Regions from separate parts of the Homo sapiens genome. Here region 1 is linked to region 2. A link is an interaction called in ENCODE POLR2A ChIA-PET data of the cell type or tissue named here. Cell type or tissue: MCF 10A. All regions are shown on one strand.

Region 1 (2,500 bases), 110 kb after region 2:
GCAAATTTCCCATTGATTAGCTCTGAGACCTTTGGGCATGTCATTTAACCTAACTGCGTTTCCATTCTCTCCAATTCTAAATTCTCTTTCCAAACAGCCTTCAAAGATTATAGAGAACTGTAATTAGCATATCAAGTACCAGCCTAATTCATGCCAGCTCCTGCTGTCCCTGCAATCGTGAGGCTGATATGCAAATGTCCAAGTCCCTGAATAAAGCCACCTCGCTCAACTAAGAAAACAGTGTCCCTGGTCTTGCTGACACTCTACATTTCCTTAGCAAACCTCTGTGCACTGAGAACACATAAGTACACTTCTCAGCAGCCCCGAAGGAACCAATAAGGTTGACACAATGCAGTTTGAATTTCCAGTGCTTTTCTTTGCATTCTGTGATGGGAACCGAAATGACCCTACACATGAGTAGTATCTCACCTTTCTGTAAGATGTGTGTGTTCTTTGGGAGTAAGGCAGTGGAAACTAATTCTTCTATTTGAATGGACCATTGCAACTAGCCACCATAGCCATTGAAAGCTTTTTTTTTTTTTTTTGAGATGGAATTTTGCTCTTTTACCCAGGCTGGAGTGCAATGGCGTGATCTCAGCTCACTGCAGCCTCCAACCTCCACCTCCCAGGTTCAAGTGATTCTCCTGCCTCAGCCTCCCGAGTAGCTGGGATTACAGGCAAGTGCCACCACACCCGGCTAATTTTGAATTTTTAGTAGAGACAGGGTTTCATCATGTTGGTCAGGCTGGTCTCGAACTCCTGACCCCAGGTGAGCCACCCACCTTGGCCTCCCAAAGTGCTGGGATTATAGGCGTGAGCCACCGCGCCCGGCCCATTTAAAGGTTTTTTAAACTGAAAGGGAATTTTAAGTGTCCTGAAATCACCATTAAGATGTGTATATGTGTGTGTGCGTGCGAGGCCAACGGGAATCTACAGTCAGGAAGGGCTGATTGCCTGGGTTTTAGGATCTGCTAGCCAACTCCCCTTGCCACCCAAACATCTGCACCAGCCCTAGTTAAAGCTCATTCATCCAGCAAATACATTTTGCCAAACACAGAGAACACAAAGATGACTAATCATTGCTTTGGCCCTCAAAGAGTCTCATTAAGGAGCCAGTCTAGAAGCAAGGATAACAGTATCGTGCTGCGTCGGAGGAGTTGGAGCTGCCCTGGGGCACAGAGGAAAGAGAAAGCAGTTTTCCCCTGAGGAAGACGGGAGGGGCTGGTGAGGAATGATCTAGTAAGGAGTGGCCATTTTTTTCCTTCTTAAAATGTGTGTTCCTCCAATTATGAGGGCTTCTTCCCTGCTTCTCATCCTAAAGAAAGATGCTAGCTCTTGCCATCTGTCAAGTTTTCAGGCCTCCTGTCTGGGGACAGGACATTGTCCCCGAGCTAAACGTGTCAGCAGGAGATCAGCTTGGCTAACAACTGCAAGCAAATCTGAGTCCTGCTGACTTGCTCGGGCACGTTCGCTGTGAGGAGTGCTCATGTTCACCTCCTCATTAAACTCCTTCTGGACGGGGAACCAGGCCAGCCAACAGTGTAGGGTTATCGCAGGGCCAGTGGAGCCACAGTTGGGCCTGTTGTCTGAACAAAGCTCCACAGTCCACAGTGGAAACAGTGGGAGGCTTTTCACCGGGTCACTGTCTAAGCCCCTCTCAAGGGGATCATTTATTTATTGAAGAGAGGCCACTTTGAGCCAAGAAGAATATGGAAAACTGGCATGTGGATATGTCCCCACAGGATTAACAAAAATTGCGTGCTGGGTTCTGGACAGAAATATACTTATAATCAGCATCAGGCAGGCTGCACTCCGGCCCACTGCCTTATTGCTGAAAGTCATGAAGCCGTAGACCCTGACCCATAGGTCTCCCTATTGTTTCTGAGATTTCTGACACAGGGTCAGAAGACTGTGTGAGAATTAATTTGCCTCCCCATTGTTCTTATAGACATGATCGCTGACATTAGAAGCATGAGGACTTTGTTTAACTTAAGATGTTTTTCAGACCCTGAGTTCCAGCACCCAGTTTGAAGACCCCACAGAGGAAGGGATCAGCCTGAAAACACAGCTACTTCCTCTCCCTGTCCGACGACTTCACCCTGCACTATCCCACCAACGAGCTCCATGTCTTGGCCCACTCCAAACCCTTAAAAACCCTGGCCCCAAACTCCTTGGGGAGGTGGATTTGAGGTTCCCTCCCATCTCCTTGTTCAGTGACCCTATGATTCAACCTCTTTCTCTGCTGCAACCTGGTGGTCTTAGCGGATTGACGTGCTGTGTGCATCGCGCAAGGAGCCTGTTCTGGTTACACCCTTCACTCCTGTACAACCCAACCCAAGCTCAGTCTTTAGAGGAATCCAACAAGCACTATGTGAGCTTCAGTGTCCCGAGTACAGAGGTTCTTAAATGTCATGCATGTCAGCATCACCTGGATCTCACACTGTGGGGTCCCACCTACAGAGTTTCCTATTCAGTTGTTCGATCGTGACCAGAGAATTTG
Region 2 (2,500 bases):
CTGCCCTCTGGCCAAGAGTCTGCCCGGTGATCCTGTCCAGGAGGGCTCTGGGCTGTGGTCTCCACAAATGCCACTGAGAGCTTCCCAAGAATGAATGTGGATCCGGGAAAGAATAAATGAGGCACATATTTAACAAGCTGTAAACACAGTTATCAGCCCAAAGGCTTAGGAAACCAGGGCAAGTCTGATGAAAATCAGGTGGCCATTAGGGAAGAGACTTATTTGTGAGGTCCCAGGCTTAGTTACGCACTTTGGAAGGCCTGTGGCAAACTGCAGGCCATGGTTAACTCTGGGAGGTAGGATGGGGCAAGGAGAGTCCTTTCATCAAGCACCCATCTGCACATGTGAATTTTTACCTCACGCAGGGGCTACTTAAAGAGTGACAGAACAACTGCCACCACAAGTACACGGCAAAGATAAAACGCTTCAGATCCTAAGCTCTGGTCTGGTTCCTCTTACAGAAAGAGTAGCACGCCTTATAGGGGAGGCCTCCCAGTTGCAGGATAAACTGAAGAATGAATCACGGTATGACGTACAAAATTGAAATGTAAATACCATCTAGGCTCAAGATAACTTTCTAATTAAAAAAAAAAAAAAAGTCAGGCAGATCACAGTTCTGATGTGAGGCCTCCTCTGGCAAGGGTGCTCTTTCTGGAAGTTTTTCATCTTGGGCAAGCAAAGGTGGGCAGCCTGCATGGCCAGAAAGGAAGACTGCTGGGGCCTGGGAGAGCCACAGCCCCGGAAGCCCAGGGAGCCAAGGGCTCTCTGTCTGCAGGAGAAAGGCTGACTTCTCAGGCAGCCCCCGAAGGCCCTAACGCAGCACAGAAGCCCCGACAAGGAGCAGAGGTCCAGGGAAGTGGAGTCTACTCAGTCCTGAGGCTGGACTGGATGAGGCTCTTCAGTGGCCTGTAGCAGGTGAAGACTTAAATATGAAACACAATTCCTTCAGCTCTTGCTATGAATTTTATATTAAGTTCTTCACACTTTTTTTTTTTTTTACTTAGTTGTTTTACTAAATGATAATTAGGTCACATCCCTGAATGAAAAAGTAACTTCTTTTCAAATCAGTTAATCCAAGTAGGGAAAACAAGCTGTTGGCACCCCAGGGCCATCATTCCCACACCATTAATCACCTTGTGTGAAGTAGCTGGATTCCAGGAATTACTAATCAGCATGAAATGCATAAACAGCCTTAGGAATGCTGGCCTCAAATGCTTAACGCAGTGGCGTGAGTCTTGGAGCTCAAGGAAAACTGTAAGATTCCCTCTTGCGTGTGCGCAGCCTCTGCTCTTCAGGATGGCTGGGGAAACTGAAAGCATTCACTGTGGCTCTAAAGCGCCCAGGTCATGACTGCGAGCTCACGTGGCTGAAGACAGGGAAACAGGGAATGTCTGCGGAGCCAAATGTTTGCCAACCTGATGATTTGTTATGAGCCATCCCAAGGTTGATCGGTATATGCAGTTTTTTTTAAACCTCTGTGGACGTGATAAATGTTGCCATCTACTTGAGTTCAATTGTGAGAACGTTCCATATGTCACAAAGCAAAGACCAAGGCCTGAGGAATACTGTGACTGAGAACTTGTCCTTGGGAAAACGGCTTGGCTAGGTTTCCCATGCTACTAATCGCCTTGCGAGGTGCTCGGCGTTTCGGGAACGGCCCGGCTCTGTGCAGCTCTGTGAGACACGTACCCTGGCTCTTGCATCCCAGCTGCCTGGCTAATACTCATGCCAGTCACAGAGAGGCAAATCCTCTAACCGGGAATGTTCCCTCCCAGAGAACCAGCTGTCGTTACAGTAGAGCTCGTCCATCTTCCGTCCTTGGACAGACAGAGGGTTGTGCATGCGTTAGTGAGCTCCTTACTCACTACTGTGAACACTGGCCCACTTGGCAGACCTGGGTCTGAGTGTCTGGACCCCACCCCGCCACGTGCTTCTATCACACATGGCCCGCAGTGGAAGCTCACGGGTCCATCTCCACTTTCGTGGGTAATCGCTAAAAACTAGTGTTGGAAGAAGCAGGAGGCAAAGGGAAATGACAATAAAATATGCTGAATGTAAGGTTCCAGCTGAGTGACTTCACGTTATTTTCCACCCTGACAGTAACATTTTCTATGACTGTTGTTTAGAAAACCAGATGTGCGAGGTTTTCTCCTTGTCCAGAGCATCTGCGTGAATGCGTGGGAAACACGTTTTCTTAGACGCAGCAGGTTTGTGGCGAGGTGGGAACAGTGGCCATCAGTGGCAATATTATGGGAGGTAAGCACAGATGCTTTATGGGATTGAATGACAACATTTCTTTTCAAAAAGTAAAATTAGTAGATTGTAAAGCATTATTTGCAAAGTAGCATTTTCATTTCTAACTAGATTATTGCTGGAAAACTCATTCCATGACCTAAATTCTCCCCATGGACACTGGCATAATGGCATACTTTCTGATGGCTGTGAATAAAAGTTCCTTTGCAAGTATCATCTCCTCCTTGAGTCATGTTATTCAGGGAGA

The links. Peaks named below come from ENCODE experiments on the same cell type or tissue, not always from the same donor. Only the 100,000 strongest peaks of a DNase experiment are listed, where the experiment ranks them.
Region 1: POLR2A ChIA-PET joins it to region 2 with 12 read pairs; 4 of 35 experiments call an interaction of 5 or more read pairs at or near these places.

Annotation. Positions count from the first base shown.
Region 1 is chr18:8,684,454-8,686,953 of GRCh38, reverse strand. No RefSeq gene overlaps it. Among named protein-coding and RNA genes, the nearest start is that of MTCL1, 20 kb to the left of the region's middle. In MCF 10A, no CTCF peak of the experiment used is centred here; DNase peaks (open chromatin) are centred at 1,133 and 1,463.
Region 2 is chr18:8,799,411-8,801,910 of GRCh38, reverse strand. All of the region lies in intron 9 of MTCL1 (microtubule crosslinking factor 1), which reads right to left. Among named protein-coding and RNA genes, the nearest start is that of GACAT2, 93 kb to the right of the region's middle. RefSeq lists an enhancer at 534-1,733. In MCF 10A, no CTCF peak of the experiment used is centred here; DNase peaks (open chromatin) are centred at 500 and 1,200.